2 separate regions of the Homo sapiens genome follow, and region 1 is linked to region 2. A link is a loop called in an ENCODE intact Hi-C map of the cell type or tissue named here. Cell type or tissue: PC-3. All regions are shown on one strand. Each heading gives the region's core, and the rest is flanking DNA. Links, peaks and the distances in the headings are about the cores only. Region 1 overlaps URI1 (URI1 prefoldin like chaperone). Region 2 has its middle 87 kb from the start of URI1.

Region 1 (11,185 bases), core at 2,333-10,332, 64 kb after region 2:
ATAATCAAGACAGCTCCTGTTGTTCTCTCAGTAAAACCTTCGTAAGCACAGCATGGATATATTGTAATTTGATATCTGTAAGATCAACAGCTATACTTCATGACAACTCATAATATAAGATTTTATTCACCATTAAATCGAGCATTTTCCTCAGAAGCCAAAGGAAAGTGTGTTATTTACCAAACATGGTCCTATTAACTATAGATTAGCACATTAAAATAGATATGCTCTCTCTTAAAAAAAAAAAAAGTACAGTCAATAAAACAAGCTCTGAAAAGTAGAAAATTAGATTTTTTTTTCAAACTTTGGGAAAACATTTCTGTGCCCTATTTCCATCATTATTTTAAAGTAACTGATTCCCATTATTTTTCTACTAAAATGTAAGAAATATCCCCAAAATAGAGCTAAGTCACATTCAAAAATGTCTCAGTCTCCAATTCATAATGATATTAATATTATTCTTAGAAAAGAAAAGGCACTTAGAATAAATACAAGTGGTAACACAACGTCAGGAAATCAGAAATGTGTAATTCAGAAAAGGGTCAAAGACAATATAAATTAGTATTAAAGGCATTCAAAATGGAGACTACTAGAAGAATTCAATTACTAGTCATACATACACACACACGCAAACAGTAAACACATTATTTGAACACAAGTAGGTTACCCCATCAGTATTTCAGAAGTGTAATAAAACCATCTTTCACTCACCAATGCTGGATTCTCTCTTGGCAGTTAGTGACCACCTGTCATGAAAACAGATAACTACTCATGAAAAAACAGAGCTATGCACAGAGCTACAAAAATCAGTGTATCTGAAAACTAGAACATTGGCTTTACAGATTTAATAGCATCTCAGTATACATTTTTATTTGTCAAATGCACAGAGATGTGAACGTTAGTTTTTAAGCAGCACACTTTATCATAACCCTCTAATGCAGGCTGATAACTGCAGAACAAATTACAGCTTTCTGATTCATACTTTGGTACAAAACCCGCTTCATAACTATTAGGTGACATATGATATAAGATAACTAGTATTTTGTACAATCTACAGACCTGTTTTCAATATTACATATTTTGTAGAATACATAAATGTTATAAATAACAAGAAACCAATGTAACATCCACGTTTCGTCAGTTAAAAAAAATGACTGTAGTGACAATATTTTATTTTGTCAGTATATCTCCAAACATTTTCACCTGTAATTTTTATTCTGACGCATTAAAAAATGAATTCAGTGATATTTTTCTACTACATTTTCAAGAAGAAATACTTGGGATAAGGAGATGCTCTGAACAGCTCATTTGTTCCCCAGTGAATTATGATCAAGACTGTAAGCACTTCACAGCCAGTTTAAACTATGTTTATAATACTAAAACAATGAATTTAAGTACAAAAGTTATTTGTTTTCCTTGGAGATATGTCAGTAGATTCTCAAAATGCTCAGAAAATAAGAAGACTAGACAATAAAGAAAAATGCAATTTAAAAAAATAACACTATTTTTGAATGACAATTTAAGAATTAACACTGTTTTCAAGGATTGCTAATTATCTACTTTTAAATTACCTATTAATAAAAATTTTAAACAGCAGTCTAGAATACCATATACCATTTTAGAGACAGAGAAACTAGGGGATGAAAGCCAAAATGCTTAAGACTAGGCCATGAGAAAAAGAGAGCAGCATTATCTGGTTTGCAAAACGCTGCTCTAGTTCACTGCTCTAAATACCAATATTGTCTCTTGTATATGCTCAATGTTTCACCATCCCGTCCCAGCAAAAAAAAAAAAAAAAAAAAAAAAAAAATACACACGATTTTTTTTAGACCTGTCACTAAATTCCTCTATTGTAACATTTAATTCCTGAAATAAATGTCCTCTTTTGGGACATTTTAAATACTAAGACAGAAATTCTGTACCAAAATACATGCTATAATCAGAAACCCAACCATACTACACATTAACTCAGCATAAAAAGTCCATTTTAGAATGAAGATCTCTCAGTAAGTATCAATCACATAGCAACACTTAATAACAGTGGCAATATATAATAGAGTACTGACTTTACATCTGGAAGAGCCAAGCTAAAACTACATCAATCCATTTCACTGTTTCTGATTTGGCAGTAATTACAAAATAGACAAATAGAATTAAATGTAAATTGAAAAAGGAAAAAAATGCTCATGAAATCCTTTTCATAAAGTTCCTATTTAACAACCCCATTAAAAGATGAGACCCAAGAACAGTCAGGATGTTTTCCAATCCCAATGCATGTGTTTCCAAGCATGAAGAGAGCCAAAAGCACAGAAAGCAAAGCCCTGCAAACCATAAGAGCAGAATGTTCATTAACCTCTACATGATAATCCTTTCGTAGCTGCATATTAACTAGTTACACATTCATAATCATTTACATTATTTAAAGGACCTTCGAGGAAATCTTCTAAGCTATATCCATTAGTGACGGTGTTAAAGGTTATAGAAGATAGTCTACCTAATGTTTCCAGGAAGCCTTTTTAATTAGTAAATATGCAAATTTGGCACATATGCTTTTTATGTTTAAGAAACAAGTCACTGGTAGAATGGCATGTGTTCTTGCCATCACTCCCCATAGTCTACCCTCCACTTCGTTCCGGCCATTCTTGCCCTGTTCCTTTTACTTCCCTTAAACAGTCTCCCTAGGAAGATAGACGAACAACAAAATCCATTTCACAATGTACAAGAGAAATTTTCACTACCAAAATGCTGCCTTACATTTTAAAGTCTTTATTAGTTACATATAGTGTGTAGAATATCAGAGACTTCAAATAAGCACTATCCAAATGTAAACTAAAGAAGTGACATTTGGGAAATCAGAAATAAGGGGAAAGATGAAAGAGGTAGATATAAAAATATATAGACTAGCCTTCTGATGGCATGTCTAGGTTATCTTTGTTTATATGATTTATGGTCCACCTACTTGCAGAAAAGATTTAAGCCCAAGCAGTTCTATTATATTTAGAGGGTTTTTTTTTTAGTTGTCTTCTATTTCACAGCAAGTTATTCAAAAGAAAAAATTAGTAAATTTTGGTCAGACGCGGTGGCTCACGCCTGTAATCCCAGCACTTTGGGAGGCTGAGGTGGGTGGATCACGAGGTCAGGAGATCGAGACCATCCTGGCTAACACAGTGAAACCCCATCTCTACTAAAAATACAAAAAAATGGCCGGGCATGGTGGCAGGTGCCTGTAGTCCTGGCTACTCGGGAGGCTGAGGTAGGAGAATGGCATGAACCTGGGAGGCAGAGCTTGCAGTGAGCCGAGATCGCGCCACTGCACTCCAGCCTGGACAACAGAAGGAGACTCCATCTCAAAAAAAAAAAAAAAAAAAAAAAAGAAAAAATTAGTAAATTTCTACAACTTAGAAATTTTAGAAGGTGTTATAAAAACAAATATTTTTCCCTTAAGTTAAATTATTCTAAATAATCTTATTTCTCCTGAAAGGGGACTCAGATTAATTACTTTAAGTATTAAATTTTAAAAGTAACCATAAGGCAGCGAGCCTTGTTCTACAAGCAACACTTGAAAAACACAGCAAAAGAAACAAAAACATTTCATTACTTTGTTGTCCTCCACAAAAGTAAGACCACAATGGAAGAACAAAACTAGTTTTTGTTTATTTTTTAAACCTGCCAAAACATGCAAATAGTGCCCCTAAAGAAAAAAAACTTATTGTATTATTTTCATTTTTCTTAAAAATAGTTACTAGGCTTCAACTTTAAAATACCTGAACTAGTAAATTCTTTAACATAATGACCTCGTTTACACTCAAGAATTTATAATAAAGTATGTACCTACATAGAAGTACAGCAGTAAGTCCACAGTAAAGAAAAAGAACTATGAGCTGATTTACCACTATTTAGGAGTCTTTACCAACAACCCAGTGGCTACAAAGTCATATGGTATCCATTCTTTGCAACACAAAACTGTCTTTAACCTATGAGCAATAACAACAGGAGTATATGCCAACACTGCATGTGACAAAACGAACTGCAAAGAGTTCAATGGAGGCGGTTTAAATCTTTATTTGGAGAGGAAACCTGTATTCAGAGATGAAGTAACTTACTTAATATTACACAACTGTCCAGGAACTGGTAAGAGATGAGACCAGTTTTAAAACCAAGTCTTTCTATCAGGGATTCTATCTAATCCTAAAGTGCACAGTCCCTATACTGGCCTGCTTCCAACCATCATGCGGCTTACTGGATAACAGCAGAAAAACACTGGTTACAGCTGCAGTCTTAAAACACTGACTGCTATTGCTGTTTCTCCTCCACTAGTTAGTTCCTCAGTCCCACACTCACAAATAAGACCTTGCCAATCATGTCAGTAAAAGCAAATTCTGTAAGCTTAAGTTCACCAATTCACTAACATTATAATCCTTATTTCTTCCAATGCCTCCTACAGCTCCTGACCCTTTCAGATGAAACAAGTATAAACACATTTCCCAAGCATCATTTACTAGTATATCTGTGTATGTTTAGGTGAAGGTAGAAGGGTAATGTGCTAGCCCTACAATTACTATCACACCTCATCATATTTTTAAGACACTTATAAATTAATAGGGTTAGACACCTAGAAGGACAATGATGGACAGCCCATCCAAAAATATTTTTCTGTTCATTAGTGTCCACCTAACATACACATACATTTTGTTACCAAGGGTTAAAATAACATTTGGTAACTTTTAAGCTCCACACATTATATGGAAGACAGGAATAATAATTTCTTAGCTGTTGTTCCTCAGAAGCTGCTTTTTAAAAATTATTTTATAAAGGAGAGCAGTAACATGCAGTAAGATCTCCAGTACTTAAAATTTTCATTTGTGCTATTTATATTGGTGACAGACCACAAGAGGGCATAAACCTATGAGTTTCTAAGGCAAGTTAAATACAATGCCACACTAAAACTAGACTGGAACAGAAAGCCTAAAAGGTCAAGAGTACTTCTTCATCTTTGATACTTTTCTCAAAAATGCTTCACTTCTAAAACTTGTCTCACCATACTGCAATTTTAAATTCTTCCTGTATGGGTTAATGCATAATATAACAGTTTGGGAACTGTGCTAATCAGAGCTGTCTAAATTTATATAGTTTGCTTCTCCTGCTAGACTGTGGCTTCAAGACAGATCTTACTATTTTGGTTTTAAAGCTGCTGAGTCAAAAAGAAAATAGTATCAGTGGGAGCTGAAGCCAATGGATACTGGACATACATGTTATGTGACAGTTACTTAAAAGCTGAAAATAATTTCTTAAAAGATAGATTTGTCAAGTAGATGTATAAATATCATTACCAAAGTATACAAATAGTGTACTTTCAACAAAATTTACAAAAATTACAAATCTTTTAAGTAAACCCCTTTGCAAATAAGGGAGGAATTGACTACAGGTTCCTAACAGAAAAAAATGCAATAAGCACTGGGATAAACTGTAATAAACTGAGTGTTGCTGTATAAAAACCACCATAGCCTGAGCAGAGTGGCTCACGCCTGTAATCTTAGCACTTTGAGGCCCAGGCCAGTAGATCACATGATGCCAGGAGTTCAGACCAGCCTAGCCAACATGGTGAAACCCCGTCTCTACCAAAAATACAAAAATTAGCCAGGTGTGGTGGTGCATGCCTGTAATTCCAGCTACTCAGGTAGCTTGAATTGCTTGAACCAAGGAGGTGGAGGTTGCAGTGAGCCGAGATCACACCACTGCACTCCAGCCTGGGAGACAGACAGAGACCCTGTCCCCAAAAATAAATAAATAAATAAATAAATCAACCACCATAAAAGTAAAGAAAACCATTTCAATTTTAAACAAATTATGTTCCAAATATGCTGCAAAGCAAAACTGCTAATGAAAGCTAAGTCCAATTATATGGAGCCACTTCTGAAAACACTTACATGTTCTTATTTAAAATGTTAGCTAAGATGGAATCAAAAGTCTCCTTAATCTTTACCTTTATGTTTTAGCCAGATTCCTCCTACACAGGCTTCTAAGCATTTTTTCCTGTATGCCAATCTAGTCTCGTTTTACACAAATATCGGACTATGTCTAACGTGCTCTGGCACTATACATCTCCCTCCCTTGTTGGCTTTACCTACAAACTGGGCTCTTTTTTTCTTTCAGTAATCATTACTCACTATCTTAAGTATTCTATTACAGTTTTCTCCTATTGGAAATATTTTAAGAGTGGTGACACATACATTCAGTAATACTTCTAAGAATGAAGACGTTTACATGTTTGGAGGGTTTTGGGGGTGACTTGAACTAGAGATCCAGGAACTCTAACTGTTCTGGCTGAAAGCTCCATGAGGTAGGGCCATGTAGTAAACATAACATTTGCAATGAAACATATGAATATTCAAAATGTAATAAATGCCTCACCCATATAAGTTCCAGTTTTGTCAACAATGAATATGCCATAAACTTAAGAATAACTGTGTTTTCAGTGCTTTTCAGGCTTCCGAACTGCAGATAAGAAATTGTGACCTACATTTCTGAATCTGAAATACTGCCTGAATTCCACCTTGCATGCCCACTGTTTTATCAGAGATTATCAATCATTTCTTCTCCATTCACATGCCTTCCTCGTAGAAACCCTGCCCTTCTCCCATAAAGAATGGGTAAAGAATCCCATTTCTCCGTCTGTAGCCACAATAAAGGGAGAGGATAGATACCTGCTGCTAACTGGACCAACCTCATTTACTTTGGACATCAGAGCCTGAGGTGATTACAGATTCTGGTCCTAAAAGAAAGACCACTATAGGATCTGCACAAGCTAACCAACCATCTAAAGCAGCTGGTACAGGAAACAACATAAATGTACAAGAAAACAAAACACAGAGACCCAAAAAACTCCTACCCTTGACTCCCTCCTGACTTCTTACAGTAAATTATTTCATAATTTCCTAAGCATCTGTATGATTTGCAACTAAGAAAACTTTAGAGTAGCAAACTTGCCACACAGGTTAGGAGGAGAATGTGCCTGTGAAAGGCTCAAAGGAAACAAACAGTCCACTGAAGAGTAAATACAAGTAGAAGAAAAAAAAAAAAAAACAGGAAAATATACTCCCAGGTAACAAAAAAGTCAAATTAAAGCAATCTTATTTAGCATTAATTAAAGAAGTACATTTTTATTTTAAACACCACTGGCCGGGTGTGGTGGCTCACACCTGTAATCCCAGCACTTTGGGAGGCCGAGACAGGTGGATCACCTAAGATCAGGAGTTTGAGATCAGCCTGGCCAAGATGGTGAAGCCCTATCTCTACGAAAAATACAAAAAATTGGCCAGGCGTTGTGGCAGGCGCCTGTAATCCCAGCTACTCAGGAGGCTGAGGCAGGAAAATCAAACCCGGAAAGCAGAGGTTGCAGTGAGCCAAGGTCACGCCATTGCACTCCAGCCTGGGCAACGAGAGCAAAACTCCGTCTCAAAAAAAAAAAAAAAAACAAAACAAAAAACAAAAACAAAAGAAACCACCACTGTCAGTGAGACTGTAGTAAAAATCTCAAATCACACTAAATCACTGCAAGTAGCTATGTAAATTCAAAACTCAGTCTAGACTTGCGTAATACCTCCAAGTAGGACAAAAAAAGCTTGTAACTCTCAGAAAGTAGAAGAGACAGACAGATAAATACAAAAATTATCTCTTTAAAGGCACCCAAGAGCTGCCAAAGCAGTGAGGACAAGAGGGACCAAGGATTCAGAGAGGGGAGAACTGTGGAGAAGTGAGCTGATCATCTGAAGCCACTTTTTTCTCAGACAACAGGAGGCACAGGCAAGAGGCTGAGAATTATGTTGGGCCCTGAGGAGACAGCCATGGCTAGCAGAAAGAAACAAGCAGAACTTGCGCAGTCTGACAAGGCTATATGGTAGTAAAATGAGAGCACAAGAGAGGTCTTAAGCATACAACTGCTTTCCCTCCCATGGTATCTGTCAAATTCTGAGCTGCGAAGGCCAAAAAGATAAACTAAAACTCTGAAAAGCAGAGCTCAGGATCAAACAAAAATTAGTTCAGAAGCCTCCAAGGAAATATGGTGTAGTGAGCAAAATCAAGCTTCCAGATGAAAGCCTGAAGAAACCAGAAGCAGCAGATGGCTTACTAAAACAACAACCTGGCCTTCACTCCACCCAGCACCTGCCCGGAGTAAGGTGACCAGCTCCCACTGCATCTGCTTCAGTAGAAGAAAGGACGCGCCTTTTCCAGAGGAAGTTATCACCTTCAGGAATATCTACAATCTTTAAAGACACAATCCCAGGATTTAGTCAAAAATAACTAGGATGCCAAGAAACAGGATCATATGACCAAAAGTCAAAAGAAAAAATATATAAAACAGAACCAAACACACATGCAATCTAGATACTGGTGTTAACAAACATAATGATTAATATGTTCAAGGAAATAGAGGAAAAGATAAAAGGAATATATTTTAAAAATAGCAATTTTCACTAGAGAACTGAAATCTACAGGAAGAAACCAATGAAAATTGTACAACTGAAGAACCAAAAATTAAAATAAATGGCATTAAAAGAAGATTAAACAGCAGAAATCAGGATTTTTGAACTTGACAGGTCAAAAGAAAACACCAAATTAAAGCCCAGAGATTCAAAAATAAAACATGGAAAATACAGAAAAGACCAATAAGAGACATGTGAAACACAGTGTAAGTGCAAGATCCAGAAAGGGAAGAGAGAATGCAGCAGAAGCAATATTGAAAAGATCTTGAATTCTGGATTTTCTAAAACTGATATCAAAGTATCAGCCGATAGACTGAAGAAACTCCAAGAATCCCAAGCAAGAGAAGCACAAAGAAAATTTCAAGGCACAACATAGTTAACAGTGATGAAAACCAAAGAAAAAGGGAAAACTTTATGTGCAGCTGGGGGTAGGCGGAGGAGGCACAGGGGAGATTCACAGCCTTCAAAGGAGTGACAAGACTTAGAGCTAGAGCTAACTTCAACATCAATGACAGAAAGTGAAAGATAACAGAGTATCTTGAAATGCTGGAAAAAATAACTGAAAATCTATAGTGACATACACAGCAAATAGATCCTCCAACATGAAGGAAAAAATAACATTTTCAACAGAAACAGAATTCTGCACCAGCAGACTTTCATTAAAAGAAATACGGTTTATTAAACTAGACATGTTGTTAATAAAATGTCTTATCAAAAAAATTATTAAACTAGATATTGTTATTAAATAAGTGTGATCGGTTAAAAAAAAGACAGCAACAACAACAAAAAGGACTCTTCAGAGTAATATAAATGCAGAAAGAATTGAAGAGTAAAGGTACAGGATAAAAAAAAAAAAAGATGGGTAAAGATAAATCAATATTGACCACACAGAACAATTAAATACAGTGTTGTGGTGTTTAAAATACGTAGAATTAAAATGCATGGGAGCAATCATGCAAGAGGTGGGCTGGATAAATGAATGAATGCTATGATCTCTAGAGACACCAGAGACTTACTTAGTGAAAAGGAATTGTAAAAAAAAAAAAAAAAAAAGATACTATAAATACATATTATATTTAGTACTAAACCATAAGTACAGTATAAAAGTAGTAAAAAATAATGTATCACAAACAAGTTAATAGGAGGAAATAACAATACAAAATGTTTGATCCAAAGGAAGGAAAAAAAAAAAGCAGAGAAAAAAGAACATAAAAGTACATCAATTAGAACTATAATGGGGAACCATTTGACACTCCAGTAATGAGGATGGTCCTTACAGAAAACAAAAACAGCCAATGCAAATGCCAAAAGTTGCCCAGTATGTGGACTGGAACCCTTGTGAATTTGTCCGGGAATGTAAAATGGTACAGTCACCGGAGAAAGCAGTGTGGCAGTTCCTTAAAAATTAAACACAGAATTACCATATGATCCAGAAATTCCACCTCTGAGCATACCCAGAAGAATCGAAAGCAGCCGGGCGCAGTGGCACACGCCTGTAATCCCAGCACTTTGGGAGGCCGAGGTGGGTGGATCACCCGAGGTCAGGAGTTCGAGACCAGCCTGACCAACATGGTGAAACCCCAACTCTACTAAACACAAAAAATTAGCCAGGGGTGGTGGTGCATGCCTGTAATCTCAGCTACTTGGGAGGCTGAGGCAGGAGAATCACTTGAACCCAGGAGATAGAGGTTGCAGTGAGCCGAGATTGTGCCATTGCACTCCAGCCTGGGCAACAAGAGTGAAACTCCATCTCAAAACAAACAACAAAAAAAAAAAAAAACAAAAAAAAAAGAATCAAAAGCAGATACTTAAACCAAACACCCATGTTCACAGCAGCATTACTCAAAATCACCATAAGGTAGAGGCAACCCAAGTATCCATGGATGCTAAAATAAACAAAAACGTATAATACACTGCATAATACATTCTATAATACAATGGAATATTATTCAGCCTTAAAAAGGAAGAAATTCTGATATGTGCCACAACGTGGACGAACCTTGAGACATTATGGTAAGTGAAATAACCCAATCACAAAAGGACAAATACTCTATGATTCCACTTAAAGGTACTTAGAGTAATCAAATTCATAGAGACAAAAAGTATAATAGAATGCTGGCAGCCAGATCAGGAAGGGGAAGAATAGAGAGTTATTGTTTAATGAACAGAGTTTCAGTTTTGCAAGATTTAAAAAAAAAAAAAAAAAAAGGCCTGGAGATGGATGGTAATTACGGTTGATCAACAACGTGAATATACCCAATGCCACTGAACTGTATACTTAAAAATGATTAAAATGGGCTGGTCATGGTAGCTCATGCCTATTTCCCAGCACTTTGAGAGGCCAAGGCAGGACGACCGCTTGAGGCCAGGAGTTCGAGACCACCCTGGGCAACATAGTGAGTCCCTGTCTATACAAAAAAAAAAATTTTTTTTTTTAATTAGCTAGGCCCAATGGCATGCACCTGTAGTCCCAGCTACTCAGGAGACTCAGGCAGGATCACTTGAGCTCAGGAGTTCAAGGTTGCAGTGAGCTATGACCATACCACTGCACTCCAGCCTGGGTGACAAAGCAAGACACAGTCTCTTAAAATAAAATTATTAAAATGGTAAATTTTGTTATATTTACTACAATTTTTTGAATAAAAAATAAATACAATGTACGTCTAATAGAAAGGTGATAAAATTAAATATATCAGGAATCC
Region 2 (11,185 bases), core at 985-8,984:
AAGGATTGTTGTAAGGCATTTGCATTACCCATGAAATGGTATAGTATCATCATTTCAAAGTGGACTTGGATTAGCTGTAGATGTTCCGAACTCCAGGGCAACTACTAAAAAGATGCTTTTAAAAAGTATAACTGATATGCTAAGTAGAGAAAACGGAATCATAAAAAATGCTCAATTAAAATCAAAAGGGGTATTTAACAGGCAAGGGATCGATAAGAGAAAAGAAACAAACAAAAAAACCCAAACAGCAGAAAAAGAGTGGAAGACAAAAACAGGAAAAAGAACAAGGGCAACAAATATAAAAACAGTAAAAATATGGTAGATGTCAATCCAACGATATCAATAATCATTTTAAATGCCAATGGTTTAAAAGTACCAATTAAAAGACAAATAAATTGTCAGAATGAACCAAAAAATAAGACCCAACTATACACTGTCTACAAAAACCTTAAAGACACATATAAATTGAAAGTAAATGGATGGAGAAAGATATACCATGCTAACATTAATCAAAAGAAAGTGAGAGTCATTATATTCACTTCAGATAGAGCAGACTTCAGATTAAGGAAAGTTATCAGGAAAAAAAAGGAGCATTCTACAGTTACATAGGGGTCAATTTTCCAAGAAGACATAGCAATCCTTAATGTGTATGCATCTAAAAACAGAGCATCAAACTACATAAGAAAAAACTGACAGAACTGGAAGGAGAAACAGATGAATTCACTATTATACCTAGAAACTTCAGTACCCATCTATCAGAAATGGGCAGATCCAGCAGTCAAAAGATCAGTTAAGGACACAGCTGAACTCATTAACACCATTTACTAACTTGATATAATGGTTATCTACAGACTACTTCATTCAATAACAGCAGAATACATAATTTTTTCCAAGCTAATATGGAACATTAACCAAGACAAATCACACTTGGGGTCATAAAACACACCTTAACAAATTTAAAATAGCAATTATACAGTGTCTGCTCTCACATCACAATTGAATTAAACTAGAAATCAATAACAAATATAGCTGGAAAATCTCCCAAATACTTGGAGATTAAACAACACACTTCTAAGTAACACATGGATCAAAGAAAGTCTCAAAAGAAATTTTAAAATATTTTGAACAAAAATAAAAAATACAACTTATCAAAATTTGTGGGATGCAGTGAAAACAGTGCTTAAAGGAAAATTTTTAACACTGAATGCATATATCAGAAAAGAGAGATCTAAAATTAATCATCTAAGCCTTCACCTTATAAGAATAGAAAAAGGAGAGGAAATTAATTCCAAAGTAAGGAGAAGAATAAAAATTTAAAGCAGAAATCAATGAAATTGAAAACATAAAATCAGTAGAGAAAATCAACCAAACCAAAAGCTGGTTCTTAGATAAATAAAATCAGTAAGACAAGCTAACTAAGAAAAAAGAGAGAGGACACAAATTGCTGATTTCAGAAATAAAAAAAGAGAATGTCATTACAGATCCCAGGGAGATTAAAAGGATAACCAAGAAATACTATGAACACGTCTATGCACACAAATATGGTACTCCTAGAAAAAATGGACCAATTCCTTGAAGAGCACAATCTACCAAAACTCACACGAGAAGAAACAGACAATCGGAATAAGACTATCTCTATTAAATAATTAATAACTTTCCAAAACACAAAGCGCAGGCCCAGACAGATACACTTATGAATTCTATGAAACATTTAAGGAAAAAAAAAAAATACACCAATTCTCTCCTATCTCTTTCAGATGATAGAAGCACAGGGAGTACTCCCTACTTCTATGAGTTCAGCATTACCATATGAAAATCAGGCAAAGACATTACAAGAAACTACAGACAAATATTGCTAATAAACACAGATGCAAAACTCAAGAAAATATTATTAAACTGAATCCAAAAATGTATGCAAAGGATTATATTATACACCATGACCAAGTGAGATTTATTCTAGGTATGCAAGGGTGGTTCAACATTTGAAAATCAATGTAATCTATCACATCAACAAGGTAAAGAAGAAAAAAATCACATGATCACATCAATAGATGAAGAAAAAGCATTTGGCAAAATCCAACACCTGCTAATAATAAAAACTCACAGTAAACTAGGAATAGGGTGAAGTTCCTCAATTTAATTTTTAAAAATCTACAAAAACCCACGCTAACATCATACTTAATGGTGAGAAACTTGAAGCCTTCCCACTAATCAGGAACAAGGCAAGGATATCCCCTCTCACCACTCCTTTTCAACTTCATATTGCAAGTCCTTGATAATACAGAAAAAGAGATAAAAGGTATACACATTTGGAAGGAGGAAGCCAAACTGTCTTTGTACATAGATGACAGTCATCTTTGTAGAAAACTGGAAAGAATCAACCAAAAAAGAAAACCTCCTGAAACTTATAAGTGATTATAGCAAGGTTACAATGGTCAATCACTTCCCTATACACCAGCAGTGAACAAGTGGAATTTGAAATTATAAACACAATACCATCTACAGTAGCACCCTCAAAATGAAATACTTAGGTTTAAATCTAATAAGTTATGTACAAGACTTATATACAAAACTCTGACAAATGAAATCAAAGAACTAAATCAATGGAGAGGTACTCCATGTTCATGGACAGGAAGATTCAACTGTCAAGATATCAGTTCTTTCCAACTTGATCTATAGATTCAATGCAATCCCATTCATAATCCCAGCAAATTATTTTGTAGATACCAATAAACTGATTCTAAAGTTTACATGGAGAGGTAAAAGACCCAGAATACCCAACACAATATGGGAGGAGAACAAAGTTAACTGACATTTTCAGACTTCAAGACTTACTACAAAGCTACAGCAATCGAGACAGTATGGTATTGATAAGAGAGAAACAGGTCAATGAAATGAAACAGACAGCTCAGAAACAGAGCTACATAAATACAGTCAACTGATCTTTGGCAAAGGAGGAACGGCAATGGAATGGAGCAGAAAGTCTGCAACAAATAGTGCTGGAGCAACCTGACATCATATGCAAAACAAATCTAGACACAGACCATACACCCTTCACAAAAACTAACTCAAAACTGGTCACAGACCTAAATATAAAATGCAAAACTACAAAACTCTAGAATATAGGAGAAAAATCTAGATGACTTTGGATTTAGCAATGGCCTTTTAGATATGACAGCAAAGGCATGATTCATGAAAGAATAAACTGATAAGCTGGACTTCATTAAAATTTCTGCTGTGTGAAAGACACTGTCAAGAGAATATAAAGACAAACCACAGACTGGGAGAAAATATTTGCAAAAGGCATTTCTGACAAAGGATTGTTATCTGAAATACACAAATAAGTATTAAATTGAACACAATAAGAAAACAACCTGACTAAAAAAGGGGCCAAAGTCCTTAACAGACACCTCACCAGAAGACACACAGATGGCAAATAAGCATCTGAAAAGATGATCCATATCATGTTTTATCAGGTAAATGCTAATTAAAATGACAATGAGTTACCACTACACACCTATTAGAATAGCCAAAATCCAGAACAGTGACACCACCAAATATTGGCTAGAATGTGGAGCAACAGGAACTTTCATTCATTGCTGGTGGGAATGCAAAATAGTACAGCTAGATTGGAAGACGGTTTGGCAGTTTCTTACAAAACATAGTCTTACCATATGATCTGTCAATCATACCACTTGGTATTTACCCAAAGAAGCTGAAAACGTATGTCCACACAAAAAGCCACACACTGATGTTTATAGCAGTTTTACTTGTACTTGCCAAAACTTGAAAGCAACCAAGATGTCCTTCAGTAGGTGAATGGATGAACTGCGGTACATCCCGACAATGGAATATTATTTTCAGATCTATCAAACCATGAAAAGACATTATGGAAACTCAAAGGAGAACGAAGCCAATCTTAAAAAGCTAAACATTATGTGATTCCGACTACATGACATCCCAGAGAAAGCAAAACTATGGAGACAATTTTAAAAATCAGTGATTACCAGGTATTGGGGCATAGGGACGGATGAATAGGCACAGCACAGAGGATTTTTAGGGCAGTGAGACTACTCAGCAACTATAATGGTGGATATGTGTTCTTATATATTTATCCAAAGCAACTGAATGTCCACCAAGAGTGAATTCTAATACAAACTATCAACTTCGGGTGATGATGTGGCAATGGATATTCAACTACTGTGGCAATGGATATTCAACTATTGTAACAAATGTATCACTCTGGTGGGGATGTTGATGATAGGGGAGGCTATGCAGGTGTGGGAGCATGGGATATATGGAAAATCTCTGTACCTTCTGCTCAGTACTGCTGTGAATCTAAAATTGCTCTTAAAAAACAGACTTTTAAAAAAATTAGACAAAATTATCAAAAACAACTACTTTTCACCTCTGAGTATTGACCAAAACATAGGACAAATGGAGAAGTGTTTATTCAAGAAAACTACTGAAAGTTGGGTAAAAATGATGACAGTATGTGGCATTGTGACCACTCTCCCTCACCCCAGCTCCTTCAGACAATAGTTCTAACAGGGTGGGACAGCTTGTAAAACCAGAAGCATTTATACTGTAGGGAGCTGACTCAATCTGAAACAACGTGGAAAAACCCAACGCCCAGGGGCTTTGTTAAATATAGCAATTTCAGTGCCAAACATAGGAGAGGTCCACATACATCATAGATGACCTGAAGCTGAAATACTATAGCTGGGCCAAAAAAGAGATCAGAAGAAAAAAATTTTCTGCCTGGAGATTTAACAGAAACAATCAGGAAGTGAGACAATCATAGTCCTTGATAAGCTTACATTTTGAAAGGTAATGGGCATATTAGGGTATGAACATGCTGAGAGACCAGAGAAGGCTCTAACTATATACATACCCCCAGGGAAGACTCGTAAACTGCATAAATTTTCAGTGTGTTCCTCAAACAAAACAGAGACTTTGACAAAGGATGAAAGTCTTACCAAAACAAGATGCCTAAGTACAATCTCTGACCAGTCACCAGCTGATCACTAAGATATATTGATCCAAGGTGACCCATAAGTAGTCAAACATAACTGAGGAGAGACATCAGAGGCCACACGCTGTAGAGAAAAACTCATTATTAATCTTGGCCAAGTCATAAAACAAACAAAAAAAGGGACAATAACCCCTGGCAGGAGAGTATCAGAAATAAATGCTGTTACAATGTATTATTTAAAATGTCCAGTTTTAAACAGGAAAGTATGGCTTATCTAGTATAAAAAAAAAAATACTCAGTATAAACAGAAGCTATTTCCAAGGGTTCCCAAATGTTGGACTTAACAGACAGACTTCAAAGCAGCCAATAAAAATACATCTTCAAAGAACAAAAGAAAACCGTGTTTAATCAAAGCATGAAAACAATGACTAATCAGAGAACACTTAATAAAGAGATCAACATTTTTTAAAAAATGGAAATTCTGGAGTTGAAAAGTAACTAAAGTGAAAGCTTCATTAGAGGGACAACAGCAAACTTGAATGCAGAAGGAAGAATCAGTGAACTCAAAGATAAATCAATACAAATTACACAATCTGAAGAACAGAAGTGAGAATGAAAAATGAACCAAGTAGGAAATCTGTGGGTTACAATCAATACCAACATATGCATAATGGGAATCCCAGAAGAAAAGAATAGTGAGGGCCATACAAGTTTTGACATCTTTTGAAGAGTCATAGAAGTTTTTAATGTCTGAAAACATTCCAAATTTAGTAAGAAGTATAAATCTGTATATCCAAGTATCTCAATAAAATCCAAGTAGAATAAACATTAAAATATCCACACCGATACACATCAAAATCTTGAAAGCAGCAAGAGAAAAATGGACTTATCATGCACAGGGGAACCCCAGTAAAATTAGCAGCTGACTTCTCAAAAGAAACAATGAAGGCCAGAATTAAGTGGTATAACATACTCTACTGTCAAACAAGAATTCTAAATCCAGTAAAACTATCCTTCAAAAAAGAGGACAAAAATAAAGATCTTCCCAGATAGACAAAGAGAATTTGTTGCCACCAAAATTTTTTTTACAAGATATGCTAAAGCAAGTACTTCAGGCTGAAAGGAAACACCACCAGATGGTAACTTGAATCCACATAAAAAATTAAAGTACCAGTAAAAGTAATTATGTAGGCAAATGTAAAAAATAGAAAAAATACTCTTTTTAAGTTTTCTTCTCTTACTTAAAAGATAATTGCATGGAAAAATAATGAACCCATATAGTTATAAATAATAAACCTGTACTGTTATAAAATATATTACAATAATAGGACAAAGGAAAAAGAGACTAGAGCTATGCTGAAGCAAAGTCTGCCAGAATTAAGTTAGTATTATTCTGACGCAGGTTATAATGTTACAATGCATCCTATAAACTCTAGAGCAACCACTATAAAATAACTCATAAAAAAGAGTAAAGCTCTCTTCTACTATGTGAGGACACAGGAGGCCATCTGCAGCCCAGGAAGAGAGCCCTCGGCAGGAACCAAATCAGCTGCTAACCTTGACTTCCCAGTTTCCACAAATGTAAGAAATAAATTTGTGGGTTTAAAAAAAAAAAAAGTACAGTTTCTTTTTGTAAAGGAATTCAAAGTTTATACTAAAAGATTTATTTAACATACACAAAAAAAGGTAACCAAGGAGGAACAGAGGAACAAAAAAGACATGACATATAAAAAATGACTAACAAAATGGCATGAGCTATTGATATGTAAATGAGCCATATCAACAATTACATGAATTAACACACATTTCAATAAAAAGACAGGCTGGCAAAATAGACTTTTTAAAAACAAAATTCAACCACATGCTGCCCACAAGATACAAATGCTAAAAAGGATGAAAAAAGAGATACCACATAAGCATAACCATAACCAAGGTGGAGTGGTCATAATCATATCAGACAAAACTGACATAGGCTTTAAAATTAAAATGTTACTAGAGAAAAAAGGGACATTTTGTAATAATAAAAGCTTCAATTAATCAGAAGATATGACAATGACAAACATATATGTACCTAACAACAGAGAAAAAAATGCATGAAACAAAAACTAACAGAACTTGAAAGGTAGGACTATTTAACAATAATAGTGTAAGGCCTCAGTATCCCACTCTCAATAACGGATAGCACAAGTAGACAAAAAATCAGCAAGAATACAGAAGACAACAATAACAATGACCTTGACATGACATCAACAGAACACTCCATAAAACAACAGAATACGTATTCTTTTGAAGCACACACAGGAGAACATATGCTACCCATTTTTAAAAAGTCCTAATGAATTTTTAAAAACTAAAGACATAATAAATGTTTTCTCCAGACACAACACAATTAAAGCAGGAACCAACAGAAAGAAACTTGAGAAACCCACTAATATTTGGAAATTAAACAATACATATTACAGTAACCCATGAGTCAAAAAAGACATCTCAAGAGAAATTAGAAAATATTTTTAACTACAGAAAAATTAAAACAAATCAAATGTCACTGGATGCAGCTAAGGGTTAGTGCCTAGAGGTCAATTTATATCTTTAAACACCTACATTAGAAGACAGTAGTCTCAAATCAATAGATTAACACCTTTAAAAACTATAAAAGGCAAGGAAGAAGAAAGGAAATAATAAAGATTAAAGTAAAAGTCACTGGAATAGAAAACTAGAGGAAAATCAACAAAATCAAAAAGTTTCTCTGAAAAGGTCAATAAAACTGACAGACCTATAGTTAGAATTACAAAAAATATAGGACAAAAATTAGCAAAATCAGAAGGAAATCACAGGCCAGGCACGGTGCCTCACACATGCAATACCAGCACTTTGGGAGGCCAAGGCAGGAGGATCACTTGAGCCTAGGAGTTTGAAACCAGCCTGGACAACATAGTGAGACCCTGTCTCTACAAAAAAAGTAAAATAAAAAGGAAATTGCTGCCAACTTAAGAAATTAAATGGATTATAAAGGAATACTTTGGACAACTTTATGATGACAAATGCAATAATTTACATGAAATGGACAAATTCCTACAAAGAGTCAAATTATCAAATGGACTCAAGAAGAAATATAAAACTTAAATAGACTTAAAATAAGAACTTTAATAGCAATTACAAATCTTCACACAAAGAAAACTGCAGGCCCAATGGTTTCACTGATGAATTCTATCAAACATTTAAAGAAGAAATAGTACTAGTCCTTCACAAATTCATCCAGAAGAGTATACTTCCCATCTGATTTTGTGAGGTCAATATTATCCTTATATAAAAACCAAACAAAGACATCACAAAAATAGAACATGACAGATCAATATCCCTCATGAATATATACACAAATATTCTCAACAAAACATCAGCAAACCAAATTCAGTAACATATAAAAAGGATCACGCACATTAAAAATGGGCTTTATCCCAGGAATGCAGGATTGGTTTAATCAGAAAATTAATTTAATCAGAAAATTTAATCAGAAAATTAATGTATTATACTAAAGAAGGAACAAGGGCTGCATAAAAAGCGTCTGAAAAATTCAACTCCATTCATGAAAGAAAACTCCAACAAACCTACGAATAAAAGGAATTTTTCTCAATCTAATAAAAGGCAGCTACAGAAAACCTATAGCCAACATCATACCTACTGATGAAAGGTTGAATATCTTCTCCCTAAGATTGGGAACAAGGAAGGATAGGTGTTCTCACCCACTTCTATTCAAGGTTTACTAGAGACTCTAGCCAATATAATCAGGCAAGAAAAAGACAAGGAATCAAGATTGGAAAGAAGTAAGATTCTCTATTCACAAATGACACAATCCTATACGTAGCAAATATTAAAGAATATACAATCACACACATACACTCACTCACTCTCCCTCTCACACACACCCCCTTGACAAGAACTAATAAATGAGCTCAGGAAGGTTGCAGGATACAAAGCCAATATACAAAAATTAATTATACATATATTATCAACGAACAATTCAAAAATGACATTAAGGAAAAAACTCCATTTACAACTGCACCTGAAAGAATTAAAAATTTAGGAATAAATTTAACGAAAGATTTGTAAACTGAAAACAATGTTTTGAAAGTAATCTTTTATACACACTGAGAGAAACTAATCAAGATATAAACAAATAAACATTCCATGTTCACAGATTCGCAGACTCAATATAAGCATGGCAATTCTCCCCAAATTCATCTACAGATTTAACACAATCCCTGTAAAAATCCCAAAAGGCATTTTTGCAGAAGTGGGTAAGCTGACCTTAAAATTTATGTGGATATGGAAAGGGCTCAGAATACCCCAAAAAAATTTTGAAAAAGAACAAAATTGAAGGGTTTAACAGTTCCATATTTGAAAGTTTGTTGTAAGTAAAGCCACAGTAATTAAGACCACTGGAAGTGATATAAGGACAGACAAGCACTCAGTACACAAACAACCTTATGCTTATAGTCAACTATTTTCAAAAAAAGATGCTAAAGCATTCACTGCAAAAAGGACAGTCTTTTCAACAGCTCTAGAACTATTAAATGGTATTAAAATTATCCGTGCAAAAAGTCAGATTTAGACCCTGGACTCACCCCACACACAAAACAGATCATAGCCCTAACTCTTAAGAGCTGAAGTATAAAACTTCTAGAAGAAAACATGGGAGAAAAGTTTTATTATTCTGGATTAAAGAATTCTTAGATAAGATACCAAAAACACTAACCACAAATATATATATATATATATATATATATATATATATATATATATATATATATATAAATGTTTTGGCACTTAAAAAGTATGTACTATTATGATCACTTTATTGTAGTGTTTATAGTACTTTGGTTTCATTTGTGTCTATAGTACTTTGGTTTCATTTGTATCTAACAGCTTTATGGAGGTATAATATATATTGAGGTATATCAATTGGACTTCATTAAAACTAAAGATTTTGTGCTTCAAAAGACATTTAAAAAATCAAAGACAAGCCACAGACTTAGAGAAAATATTTGCAATTCATATATTTGACAAAGGGCTTGTATTTAGACTATATAAAGAACTCTTAAACACACCTGTAATCCCAGCACTTTGGGAGGTCTATGCAGGAGCACTGCTTGAAGCTAGGAGTTCTAGATCAGCCTGGGCAACACAGCGAGACCCTGCCTCTGCAAAAAATTTAAAAATTAGCTGGGCATGGTGGCACGTGCCTGTAATCCCAGCTTCTCAGGAGGCTGAGGTGGGAGGATCACTTGAGCCCAGGAGGTCAAGGCTGCAGTGAGCCATGATCATGACGCTGCACCCTACTGGGTGACAGAGCAAGACCCTGTCTCTAATTAAAATAAATAAATTTTTAAAAAGAACTTCTTATAACTCAGTAAGACAACCAATTAAAGACTGAGCCAAAGATTTGAATAGATACTTCCAAGAAGATGTAAATAGAACTAAAAGCACATGAAAAGACCTTCAACATCATTAGTCGCTACAGAAATGTAAATTAATACAATTATTATATTCCACAGCCACTATAAAGGCTATAATAAAAAAGACAAAATAGTAACAGTGCTGCCAAAGATGTGGAGAAACTGGAAATCTCAAACATTGCTGATGGGAATATAAAATTATACAGCCTCTTTGAAAAACTGTGCAATTTCTTAAAAAGTTAAACCTGAATTCACCATCCAACCCAACAATTCCACTCCTAGGTATTTACCCTAAATAAATAAAAACACATATTCACACAAGGGCTGATATATGAATGTTCATAGCAACATTATTGATTATAGCCTGAACAATTCAGGGTCTATCAACTTGTGAATGAATAAGCAAAATGTGGTATATCCATACAATGTAATACCATGCAGCAATAAGAAAAAACAAGTTACTGATGCATGATTTTTAAAAAATGGATGAACCTCAAAAACCTTATATCGAAAGGTAAATGCAAAACACTACATACTGTATGATTCTATTAATTGTCCAGAAAAGAGAACTCTATAGAGAAAGCATATTAGTTAAGGTGTCCCGGGGTTGGGGATAGGAACAGGAATTTACTGTAAATAGGCAAAAGGGATGTTTTTAAAACAATGGAAATGTTCTACAACTGAGTTGTGGTCAACATGGCACAACTCAAAATCTACTAAAAAACCCCAAAGTGCATACTGTAAAGTGGATGTTACA

What was found. Hi-C counts contacts between places; a loop is a spot of excess contacts. Peaks named below come from ENCODE experiments on the same cell type or tissue, not always from the same donor. Only the 100,000 strongest peaks of a DNase experiment are listed, where the experiment ranks them.
Region 1: it touches region 2 in a loop (7-fold over the local background); 1 of 110 quality-filtered maps calls a loop at or near these places.

The regions. Positions count from the first base shown.
Region 1 is chr19:29,960,754-29,971,938 of GRCh38, reverse strand. URI1 (URI1 prefoldin like chaperone) reads right to left here. Exons shown (of 11, transcript NM_003796.3): 2 at 712-746. Among named protein-coding and RNA genes, the nearest start is that of URI1, 24 kb to the right of the region's middle. RefSeq lists an enhancer at 4,891-5,160. In PC-3, for the core only: a CTCF peak has its summit at 4,872 (motif pointing right); a DNase peak (open chromatin) is centred at 6,178; H3K4me3 peaks cover 1,130 bases; H3K27ac peaks cover 931 bases.
Region 2 is chr19:30,023,826-30,035,010 of GRCh38, reverse strand. No RefSeq gene overlaps it. Among named protein-coding and RNA genes, the nearest start is that of URI1, 87 kb to the right of the region's middle. RefSeq lists enhancers at 4,094-4,593, 4,659-4,708. In PC-3, for the core only: no CTCF peak of the experiment used is centred there; DNase peaks (open chromatin) are centred at 4,610 and 5,030; H3K4me3 peaks cover 1,553 bases; H3K27ac peaks cover 3,455 bases.